Regions from separate parts of the Mus musculus genome. Here region 2 is linked to region 1. Evidence: chromatin contacts called from ENCODE Hi-C or POLR2A ChIA-PET data. All regions are on one chromosome and are shown on one strand. Each heading gives the region's core, a stretch centred on a gene start or an enhancer-like site at or near the end of the contact. The rest is flanking DNA. Distances are from core to core; before and after follow the strand shown.

What was found. Hi-C counts contacts between places; a loop is a spot of excess contacts on that map. ChIA-PET counts read pairs that join two places held with the same protein, here RNA polymerase II (POLR2A).
Region 2: a map of gastrocnemius shows a loop between it and region 1 (4-fold over the local background). The contact joins the enhancer-like site here to the promoter of 1810013L24Rik in region 1. A Hi-C loop is called at or near these places in 11 of 37 maps with a recorded cell type or tissue (CH12.LX, Patski, adrenal gland and 3 more). POLR2A ChIA-PET finds 5 or more read pairs at or near these places in 4 of 5 experiments (Patski and embryonic stem cell).

Annotation. Positions count from the first base shown.
Region 1 is chr16:8,827,961-8,834,368 of GRCm38, forward strand. 1810013L24Rik (RIKEN cDNA 1810013L24 gene) reads left to right here and starts at 2,140. Exons shown (of 4, transcript NM_001081400.3): 1 at 2,140-2,725; 2 at 3,361-3,441. The coding sequence starts at 2,500.
Region 2 is chr16:8,862,023-8,867,807 of GRCm38, forward strand. No RefSeq gene overlaps it. Among named protein-coding and RNA genes, the nearest start is that of Gm30310, 17 kb to the right of the region's middle. Within about 2 kb of position 1,538, at least 2 of the 3 ENCODE cell types and tissues checked have a DNase peak (open chromatin) inside an H3K27ac peak, as active enhancers do; they include gastrocnemius, where a contact is called at or near this core.

The DNA.
Region 1 (6,408 bases), core at 890-3,389:
ATGAAGTCCTGGTTTACACAGAACTCAATCTGTAACATTTCTCCTGAGTGCTGGGATTGACTACAGCTGTGTTCCACTGTGCTTGCTTCCCCCCCTCCCCCCCAAATATCATGTTCCCTATAAGGCTCTTTTTTTTTTAAGATTTATTTATTTTAGGTATATGAGTACCCTGTAGCTGTCTTCAGACACACCAGAAGAAGGCATTGGATCCCATTACAGATGGTTGTGAGCCACCATGTGGTTGCTGGGAATTGAACTCAGGACCGCTAGGAGAGCAGTTGGTGCTCCAACTGCCGACAGATTGCTTCTTACAAGCTGGTTTTGGGCATCTGAAGGGTCCAGGTGTTGATTTGTGATACATAATGTTGCTTAGGCATCATTGGGGACAATTTAAGATTTAAAACAAATAAACAAACAAGGGGCTAGAGAGATGGCTCAGAGATTAAAAGCACATGCTGCCCTTCTAGAGGACCCAGGTTCAATTCCCAGCATCTACGTGGCAGCTCACATCTACAACTCCAGTTCCAGGGCTTCTGACACCCACTCCTCCCGCCATATACATATGAAGGCAAAACATTAATGCACTTAAAATAAAGATTTTATGAATCATATATTAAAATATGAATTATTTATAAAGCAAATTATAAAAAATAAGATAAAATATAACAATAATGTAATGTTACATATTATCTAATATAATACAAAAATAAGTAAAATTAAAATAAATTATACATAAAACAAAATAAAAAACAAAAACGCATCACAAGGTGTGGTGGCAAAGGCTTTTAATCCCAGCGCCCAGGAGGTAGAGGCAGGAGGATCTCTATGATTTCAAGGCAATCCCAAAACTACCAAAAAAAAAAAAAAAAAAAGTTGTTTCAAGAAACAAAACAGGCCGGGCGTGGTGGCGCACCGGAGGCAGAGGCAGGCGGATTTCTGAGTTCAAGGCCAGCCTGGTCTATCTACAAAGTGAGTTCCAGGACAGCCAGGGCTATACAGAGAAACCCTGTCTCGAAATACCAAAAAAGAAAAAAAAAAAAAAAAAAAAAAGAAGGAAACAAAACAAAGAGCACCAGCACACCTGGCTTTGAGCCTAGTCCTAAGGAAAATGGAATATGAACTTTCAGAGAGTCCAGAGATTAGGCTCTGGGAACCAGACAGATCAGGGAGAAGTCCGGAGAAGCCAGAGCAGGCAGGATCAGATCCTGCAGGACTTCCATCCAGTACAGATGGCATACATAAGCTGTCAGCTCAGAGGCTGAGAGGTCCCGTCATTGTGCTGCCCTCTTGTTCCCAGGCTTCCAGACCTCTTTCCTGGCACTGATCACTCTGAGTGAGCAGTGCAGGGGCCCGGGTGCCAGCAATTGCACATGGGGGGCGGGGGCGGGACGCGGCGGTCGCACGTGTCCCGGGAGCGTGCATGGGACAGGTGCCGGGCCGCTACTAGCGCTGGGCGCACTGTCCGCCAGGCGGCCCTGGTGTCCAGCTCCCTCCGGTCCCCTTCTCCGGGAAATCTCGGTGAGCGTCCCCAGGTCGCTCACACCTCCGGAGAATTTTCCTTTGGATTCACACGCTTTACTTGCCCCACTAAGGTTGGGAATTCTGGCATTAAAAAAACATAGAAAGGGCGCTGCAAACAGAGGTAGACTGCACTTCTCAGGAACTCGAGGAGTCAGCACATAAACACTGCGTGACCATGCACTTGCAAGCCCGGGAAAGGCCCCCGCGGGGTGCGGTCACCCGGCGGAGTCACGTGACTCTCAGACGGGGTGCGGGAGCGAAGCGAGCACCGCGCAAGCGCAATCCCTTGGCTCCAGTGTACAGATATTTCTTCTTCTGCTTTGGTTGGTCGCACGCAAACACTGTCAACTCCTCCCTGCTCTACAGTCTTCAAGTTCCCTGACATTTACTCCTTCCCCCAGCCCCCCGCCCATTGATGACATCAGTTCGACAGGCGGGTAAGCCAATCAGAACGCTGCGTTCAGGGGCCAGCACGCGGAACCCGTTGCGGCGGGCCAATGGGGAAGGTCGACGGTGGGCGCGCCCCAACCGCCTCCTGCCGGGGAAGCGCCGCTGGCCAAGTGGGCGGCGCTTTCCAGTCAGCATGTGGGCGGGGGAGGGCGGGGCCCGGTCGCCGCAGAGGCGTCGACGCCGCCGCCGTAGACGACGTTCCTCAGTCTTCGAGGTGGGCTCGGCGGCGCAGGCCGGACAGGGAACGCCGGTTGGAGAGCGGCGGCGGTCGGACCGAGGCCGCGGGGCCGTGGGTGGGCGGTAAAGGGGTGCGGGCGAGGCTAGGGCAGGGTGCGGCACCTCGGAGCGGGGTTGGTGGGCAGAGGACTCGGGCTGTGCGGGGTGGGTGCCGGCTCCGCGGGCTTGCACAGAGGCCTGGGCCGGCCGCCGGGCCCCTCGTTCCCGGGCCTGTCGACGACGACGTTCCCGCGGGGACCGCGCTTAAGGAGGACGCGGCGGCGGCGGCCAGGCCGCGGGAGGCCGCGGAGGATGGAGGAGCGGAAGGAGGAGGGCGAGGCGGAGATCCAGGAGCACGGGCCGGAGCATTGGTTCTCCAAGTGGGAGCGGCAGTGCCTGGCCGAGGCCGAGCAGGACGAGCAGTTGTCTCCCGAGCTGCAGGAGGAGGCGGCGGCCGCCGCGCAGCCCGAGCACAAGCAACAGAAGCTGTGGCATCTCTTCCAGAACTCGGCCACGGCCGTGGCTCAGCTCTACAAAGGTGAGGCCGCGCCGCCATCTTGGCGCCGCCCCGGCCTGCGGAGCTGCTCTTCCCCCCGGTTCCCGGCTCGGTCCCCGGGACCTGGCGGCTCCTCGCACCCTGCGGGGATAGCCGGACGACTGGGAGGGGAGGGCCGTGCCGCGGACCCCTGGCCATCTGACCCGCAGGACGGCGACGGAGGAGCTACCCTGGGAGGGGGAAAACTACGATGAAGGATGGGGAGACCCCCGATTTAGAGTACCTCCCGAGGGTCCCCACGTACCGGTCCGGGTGTCCCCGGTCGGATCGTGGGGGTAGGGGAGGAGTCCCTGTCACAAAATGGCGAAGGAGGCGGTGGGGCGGCCCTATTGTGCCCCGAGCCGGCCTCGGGGCGGAGACTGCTAGGGGCGCTTCCCTGAGCCTGCCGGGCGGCGTTCGCCACTCGGGTTGCGCTGTTGTCAGGTTCCCCTTCCTCGACCCAGTAACTCCGGTCTCACGCTCCCTTTGGGATCCCCAAATCCTGAACAAAATGGCGAAACCTAATATGGCCGTTCCGGAGTGAGTGACGCCCAAATAACATTCTCTTCTTTCTCTATGTCCTTGTGTGTGTCTTTTTCCCCCCCCTATTGTTTTTTTTCCCCCCTTTTTGTTTCCAGACCGAGTGTGTCAGCAGCCAGGACTTTCTCTCTGGGTCCCCTTCCAAAACGCAGCCACCGCCGTCACCAACCTCTATAAAGGTAAAGATAACCTTGCTGTCTTGCCAGGGTAGGCGGGGAGGGAGGAAGGGCAGGCCACGTTCCGGTTGACAGCCGATGTTCTGAGTGTGTTTTCTCCTCTCAAGTTCAGCTTCTGCTAACCTTGAATGCCTTGCAACTTGAGAATATCTGTGGTGTTCTAGCTAGATATCCAGAGGCAATTTTTGACACGCCTCCTATTCCTCCCTCGGGGACGTATGACAGTGCCTACGGGACACTTGGTTGTCAATCTTGAGAGGGGGCTGCTGGTTACTCTACAGTGCCTGAGACATCAATCCCCTAGCTCCTACCCTTTAGCAAGGATTTAACGCAGTCTGCAAAGGGCTGAGATTAAAGCTCTGCTGTGGAAGACAAGACAGGTGAGCCTTGTCTGGAAAATGATTCAATAGAAGCAATTACCCAGAGTCTGCAGATTCTTGACTCTGGCCACTGGGAGCATGGCAGTGTAAAAACATTGGAGTTCTTTGAACTCTTGCTGATTGGATTGGAATTATGAATGTTGGCCTGCATCTAGTAAGTTCATCAGATCTTTCCTTTCAAAACTATTTTGTAATTTGTAATTGACTGTAAGTTGGTGGCGTCTGTTAGAAGAGTTTTGAATGGATGGCTTTGTTTTTGGTGTCCTTTTTTTGAGTTCATTTCGGATCTGATGACTGAAGGTGTGTAGGTATAAGGTCTTGCTTGCCATTTTACTGTTGGTAACAATAGGTTTGTGCATTAATATAGCTTTGGGATTTTTCTTCTGATAAAATAATTTGGGATTTGATTGTTAGTATACATGCTGCTATGTGAAAGGCTTTCAAACGTTAAAAACAAACAATCCAGTAATATTGTTATTCCCTGAAATTCCAGTAATGGAATTTCGTTCAGGGAATAACAATTTAGGTTGAAAGGTTATGGGATATCTTCTTGAGTGTCAGATTTTTTTTTTTTTTTTTTGGTTTTTCAAGACAGGGTTTCTCTGTGTAGCCCTGGCTGTCCTAGAACTCACTTTGTAGACCAGGCTGGCCTACTCAGAAATCCGCCTGCCTCTACCTCCCGAGTGCTGGGGAGGTGCCACCACACCTGGCTTGAGTGTCAGATTCTTGATGTCAACATTCTGCTAGAGTTTTAGGGTACATTTAGTAGTTTGAAGGCACAATAATTTTGAGAACTGGTAACTAAAAATGTTAATTTAGGGAATGAGAAACGCAGTCCAGTCTTACTGAAGAAACAAACAGCTTATTGACTTTGTGCTTTTGTGAAGCAGAGTCTAACTTTGTAGCATAGGCTGGCATCAACCTTGTAGTTTTCTTGCCTCAGTCTCAGTGCTTGAGGGTCTTGAGCATACTCTCTGAATAACTTATTTTATATAGAAATAAAATTTAGAAGTAATTCTTTTCATGTGTGTGGGTATACTGTCACTGTCTTTAGACAAACCAGAAGACAGCATCGGATGCCCATTACAGATGGTTGTGAGCCACCATGTGGTTGCTGGGAATCGAACACAGGACTTCTGGAAGAGTAGTCAGTGCTCTTAACCTTTGAGCCATCTCTCCAGCCCTAGAAATAATTCTTAAATTAAAATTTTAACAAATTTCAATTCTTTATAGTTTACATACAATAAAATCACCTTTTAAAAATTCGCAGTTTTGTTTTGGTAGACATACTATTAACATAGAATATATCTTCCCACTCCAGTCCCTGGTAACCGCATACCCGATTGATAAAATTTTTTGTTGTTGTTGTTGTTTTTTTTTGAGACAGGGTTTCTCTGTATAGCCCTGGCTGTCCTGGAACTTACTTTGTAGACCAAGCTGGCCTCGAATTCAGAAATCTACCTGCCTCTGCCTCCCAAGATTGCTAAATTCTTATGGAATGACTCCATTGAGTTCATGTTTGTAGGTGTTAATAGGTCAATGCTTTGGTTTATTTTGTTGAGACAGTGTCTCTCTATAGATCAGGCTGGCCTGTCCTGGAACTCCGATCTGCCTGTCTCTTTCTCTGCCTCCTGAGTACATTAAAGGCATGTTCTTTTTACATTGTAGAGTAATCTGTTATTTTGACAACCATGGCTTATCCTTTTTGCTTCTGTAGTCTTTGTTTGAAAGGGAAGAAAACAAATTTTGAACATTTTTCTGGATGCTGGATTCCCTAACCTACTCCATATCCTTACTGATATGAATGTCCTATGGTTTTGGTGTTGGTGCATGCTGATAGAATAGATCCCTCTAAGATTAAAGCTAGCTGTTTTCTTTTAGTGCTAATTCCTTAAAGAAATGGGTTGAGGTTGGGTGGCCTTTTGTCCTAGCTTAGCACCCAGGAGGCAAAGGCCTCTGTGTTCAAGGCTTGGTCTACAGAGTGATTTCCAGGACAGCTGGGCCTACACAGAGAAACCCTTGTCTTGAAAAAACCAAACAGAGCAAAAAAGGGTGGTTGGAGTCCAAAATAATTCTTAGTTTGATTACTTTATTTGAAAATGCTACCTAATGCTAGATGTGGTGGCAAATGTCTGTAATCCCTGTATTTGGGCGGTTGAGGGAGGAGGAGGAGCACTGATTTCCAGGCCAGCCCGAGGGTATGTGTGTGGTGAGATCCTGTTTCAAAACAATAAGATAACAAATGCTTTTCTAAGTTCTTTGTTTAGAAAATTTAGGAACATTGCTTTTGTTTGAATAGGACATGCCAGTTCCTTGGTTGTCAGTGTGTGTTGATTCTGCTAAGAGTCCTGTTAAATAAAACATAGGAGTGGATACAGTATATATGGAACTGGGTAGTTTAGCAGCGCCTTATTTTTGTTATAAGGAGGATGGATATGATATTTTACTTTCACATCCTCCCACCTTTTCAGACTGTGGCCATTGTAGAAGAGATGTACAGCTTTAAGAATATTTGGCTAACTTAAATAGAACCAGTAAAGTTTAGTATCACGAGTTAATTCAACATTAAAGGGGAATTTAGGTCAGATTG
Region 2 (5,785 bases), core at 288-2,787, 33 kb after region 1:
TCCTGTTACATGGTGAAGATGTCAATAGACACTTGGATACCCTCTGATGTGGGCATCTCAAATTTTCCTTGGTCTCTTGGATTCTGTTCCAGTTTCCAGCCTCCAATTCTAAAACACTCTTCTCTCCAATTTCATAGTTTCAACTTTGTGTATTAGAAGCAGCCTTTCTCAAGCTGTACCCCAGAAAAACTAGGTATTGTTTTCTTCTTAAAGATACTCAAAGCTCTGTAAGTAAAGAACCACCACTCGGGAGCTGCTGACAGTTCTGCAGAAGGGGTGTTGGGCTGGCCCCTTGCTAGGTTCTTTGTAGGTGACCATTGGCACTAGGCTCATCAGGCCCTAGGCTTGGAGGAAGCCACTGTGATCATTGCATTTCTCTGGGGCAGGCTTAATCACTGGGCTGGTCAGGAGGAAGTTGGCATTGCCACTGTCAGAGGCTGTGGTATGACTCACCCGATATGACCTGGCAGTGCTGTGTCTCCTGTGGTTTAAAACATTCCTGGATTCACTTCCTGTGATTGATTACAAGCATATAGAGACCAAAGGTTTGGGGCAGAACAGCATCTACTTCCCTGATCACTGAAGTCTTTGGCTTAAAGTCCTGGACTCTTAACTAAACCTGAGAATTGGCTGCCCTCGGGCCTAGGTCTCTGCTGACCATCCTGCCCCTGGAGTCCTTCCTTCAGGCGCTCTGCCCTAACCACAGGCAAGCTGTAGGTTACCCCCAGAGTGTTGCAGTGGAATTTTCCTGGCAGATGGTGACATGGGAAGGAGAGTTAAATCCAGAGAACCTGGAGCTAGGGCTTCAGGTCTGTGCATGCTCAGCCTGGCGCTCTTGTGGGTATGCTCTGTCTACTGAGCATTGCTCCCTTGCTTTTCTCGGCATAAAGGTGAATTAAATAAAAGGAAGTTCTGAGTCCTGACATTTGTTTTAATGTTTTTTAAATGACACTATACTTGGGGGTTTGTATGTACAGGTACAGGTGAGTTTCTGCTCTGCAGTTCATCTAGGGCAGGTCTTCTGGAGCCACACCTGCTATGAGGGAAACGGAATTAAGGTCAAGTCTGATGGATCCAGCAGAGAAGACTTGGTTCTAAACTGCACCAGCCATTGCAGTAAACTCACCAGGTCCTAGATACAGAAGCACAGTTGCAGCTCATTACTTTTTTGTTTGGTTTTTGGTTTTGCGAGACAGGGTTTCTCTGTGTAGCCCTGGCTGTCCTGGAACTCACTCTGTAGACCAGGCTGGCCTCGAACTCAGAAAACTGCCTGCCTCTGCCCCCCAAGTGCTGGGATTCCAGACGTGCGCCACCACTGCCCAGCCAACCAGCTCATCACTTTTGAAATCCTGTTATAGGCTGGATGCCCTACCTTTAAAGATCATTCACAAACATCTGTTCTTGCAAGCCAGTAACCAAAAGTACCATTTCAGGTGTGAAGGACGATGTAGAAAGTGCTCCTGCCTGATAGCATATCAGAGGGTCCTAGTGGATCCTTTGAGATGACTGTGGCACATTTCTCCAAGAGAGTTGAGGTGGACCATGTACCCAGATGAGAAGACTGGCTTGTTTATAGGTGTGTGTGGGAAGCATAATGAGACTATCACCATGAACAGGTTGCCTGTGTTTCTAGCACTCCCTCCACCTTCAGTACAGTGCTAGCTAGTGCCTGCTGGATCTAAACCCCCTTTTAAACCTATTCCTGAAGCTTCTACCTTCATTTGGGTTTCTAGAACCTTTGGAATGCCAGGAAACCCACGTTTCTGGGTATTTAATAACATGCTTGCATGGGGTACTGAGGGGACCAGTATCTGGAAGGAAAGGCTCCTTAACGAGGAAGATGCAGATTATTTCTACCACCCCCACACCCTCAGCTGGCCCTTCTGAGGCATGGCCGGAGTTACCACTTTCTGAGCCACTTGAGCCTTCCTTCTCTTACTCCAGTTGCATGTTCTAGTGCAAAATTCTAATTCCTGACTTTTGCATTTTGTTTTGTGACTTCCTTACTGGTTTACTGTTTTAATGTGTCTGCATAAACCTGGGTGGCTTTGTCTCATGTAGTAAATACCTTCTTATCTTATTGATGAGAACAGTGAGGCACTGAAGGGTTAAGGGAATGGCTGAATCACCAGAACCAGGATCTATCCAATTTCTGGTCTGTCGAGAAAGCACTTGTAGATGGCTCCTGTTTATCTTACGTTTGGGTTCAAATCAAGGAAGCACAGGGGTGTGTGGGGTGCGTCAGTGCCTCACCTCTAAGTGCCCAGGGCCAGACTGCAAACATTTACATGACCCTGGAAAGCTTGGGTGTGGCACCCCTGAGTGATTCCAAGATCTTCTGGAAGCTACATGTCACCCAGGAAGGTAAACAGATTCTGCACTGTTTCTTACCTTGGAGCCAGGCCTCCACAAAAGCTCCATTTTCAAAAGGTCGGCCTGAATCCCCCTACAGCCAGGAACCCTACATTCTTCCGTGACTCACTTCCTATTTGGGTGGAAGCTTGTGGAGACAAAAATATTTCTAAGCTGCTTCCAGAGAAACAGGGCTCCGCCCCTCCCCCCCCCCCCCCCCCCCAGGGCCTTAAAGCAATAGGCCCTCCAGACATGCTGTCGCAGAGCTAATGAATTTTGGAGCAAGGCATGGTTTGAATCCAGTGGACCTGCTGCTATAACCCAGGGTCCAGGTGCTTCCTACCCCCTTGGTTCTCTGAAACTACACCTCCAGCACCCAAGGGACTCCCCAGAATCATTCATAGAAGGATCAGCACCGGTCTCACCTTGGCCTCCTTTGCATTTTGTCTCAAACTGGGTCTCAGTACTCTGACCCGCAGCCCATGTCATCTTAAGGTTTATCAAGTACTAAGCCAAGGCTGTGGATATATGAGGTGTGAGCAGGTTAAATGGTAGAAATAGGTGACTCCTTAAGGGCATGGTTTCAAAGCGGTCACCTCTTTAAGGACAGTCACGTGATTTGCCCTGTACCTGCCTCTGTGATTTGACCAGACTGAAGCACACTTGCACACTCAGCATTTTGATACTCCTACACTGGTCAGACTGGCCTTAGACTACAGGGATGTGCCTCCATTCCTTGCTTGTGTGTTCAGAGCACCTTGACTCAACGAAACCCACTGGGAGGTTCTGTTTTGGAAACCTGAAGAGTGGATTGGTGCTGTACCCTCCCCATCCTGGATTTGAGCTGGTGGTTCACCCAGGACCAGTGTGTGATGGTCACCCAGTGACCATCTTAGGGTCAGGTCCTGCTTCAGCCCTCTAACTTCTCATTCATTCCTAGATGAGGGATACAGCCATTCACCAGGGCTCTATCCAAAGTCCTTCCAGAGGTTCCAACTGTGGTTACAAACCTGTTAACCACTGGCCAGAGGCAAAAAACTCATGGCCAGTCCTGCAGAAACAGAGGTCAGCAGTCTTGAGGTACAGTGAGTTCCAGTTGTCACACCATTCTGATAAACGTTACCGAACCCTCCTGGGTGCTTTGAACACATGTACCATCTGGTAACCCTGGAAGCAGGAATGTGCACTTTCTCACAAAGGTAAGTGGCTTACTTCTCAAACTTGGACCCTTCGGAGCTTGAGATTCCATGGGAGAGTAACATTTGGGGTTATTTGATATCCTTGATATTGTGTGTCATGTTTTTAAGAATTATTTATTTCATGTATATGAGTACACTATCACTATCTTTAGACACACCAGAAGAGGGTATCAGATCCTGATTATAGATGTTTGTGAGCCACCATGTGTGTGCTTGGGAATTGAACTCAGAACCTTTGGAAGAGCAGTCATTGCTTTTAACCACTATGCCATCTCTCCAGCCACCCCTCCCCTTTAAATATTTATTTACTTTATGTACATGATTACACTGTAGTTGTCTTCAGACACACCAGAAGAGGGCATCAGATCACATTGCAGGTGGTTGTGAGCCATCGTGTGGTTGCTGGGACTTGAACTCAGGACCTTTGGAAGAACAGTCAGTGCTCTTAACCACTGAGCCATCTCTCCAGCCCTCCCATTAAGTTTTTAATCAACATCCTCCCACCAGACTTGATACCTTCACATCTCATGTTGATCTTCAGGCAGACTGCTGGTACACAAAGAACAGAAATAAATATCCAGCCATACTGCTTGCATGCACTCTTAAGTGAATGCTCAAAGCAGATGGTAGGAATTGATTTTCTGAATTAAGCTTAGTGTCTCTGTGTGTATATGTATGTGTGTGTGTGTATGTATCCCCCTACATCAGCTATGATCTAGAGATAGGGACATGGCTTAGTGGATAAACTATTGCTAGCCAGATGTGAGAACTTGAGTTCAAATCCCCAGACTCCAGGGATATTACAGGGATGTGCTTCTGTAATCCTTGTGTTCGTACAGGGCAAAAGGGAGAGGTCTTAGTTACCGTTTTTTTTTTTTTGCTGTGAGGAAACACCATGACCAAGGAGACATAAAATAAAACATTTAATTGGGGGACATTGCTTACACTGTCAGAGGGTTAGTCTATGATCATCATGTCAGAAAGTATGGTGGTAGGCAGGCTGGGGGATGAGAGCTAACATCCTGATCTGCTGGCAGACAGGTAAAAGGAGAGGGAGAGGAAGGGATGAAGGTATGGAGGTATGGTGGGGGTGGGGTGTGGAGAGAGACATAGGCACACTCTGGGCCTGTTATGTGCTTTGTATGTGCTTTTGAAACCTCAAAGCCACACCTCAATGACACACTTCCTCCAGTAAGGCCGTACTTTTTAAACCTTCCAAAACAGTTCCACTAACTGTTGAAAAACGTATGAAATCACCTATGGGGGCTATTGTAGTTTGAGTGTGATTGGGCTCCATAGACCCATTGGGAGTAGTACTGTTAGGTATGGCTTTGTTGGAGTGGGTGTGACTTTGTTGGAGGAAGTGTGTCACTATGGGAGTAGGCCTTTAGGTCCCATGCTCAATCTATGCTCAGTGTAGCATTTTCCTCTGCGGTTTGGGGATCAAAATGTAGAACTCTAGGTTCCTCCAGCACCACATCATCTGTCTGTGTGCTGCCATGCTTCCCATCATGATGATAATGGACTAAACCTCTGAACTAGGACATTTTATGTATATGAGTACACTGTAGCTGACCAGATGATTGTGAGCCTTCATGTGGTTGTTGGGAATTGAATTTAGGACCTTTGCTCGGTCTGGCCCTGGTCGCTCAGTCTCTGCTTTTTCTGGCCTAAAGATTTATTTATTATTATAAATAAGTACACTGTTGCTGTCTTCAGACACATTAGAAGAGGGCATCAGATCTCATTATGGATGGTTGTGAGCCACCATGTGGTTTCTGGGATTTGAACTCAGGACCTTCAGAAGAGCAGTCAGTGCTCTTACCTGCTGAGCCATCTTGCCAGCTCAAGACAGTCTCATTCAAACCACTATAGGAGGAATACTGTGTAGGCATAAATTTTTTGCAACCTACTTTTAGGTTCAACCTCTCCTCTAGATCACCACCCAGCAGAGGCAGTGAAGAGAAAAGTTATTAGGCTATGGGGGAAGTGGACCTGTTCAGCAAGAGTTCTTTGGGGCGAGTTCAGTCTTCTTTGGCAGCAGTTCAGTCCCATAGCAAACACCAACTATGACTCAGCAGCTGCAGACCAGTCCTCTAGGCAGGATGACACCAGGCATGAACCAGCAGCTACAGTCCAGTCCCTTCAGCAAGCAGACACCAGGCACGAACCCACAGCTATACTTCAATTCTGAAGAATCCACCAGGCTCGCCAGCCAGCTTAAAGTCAGGTCA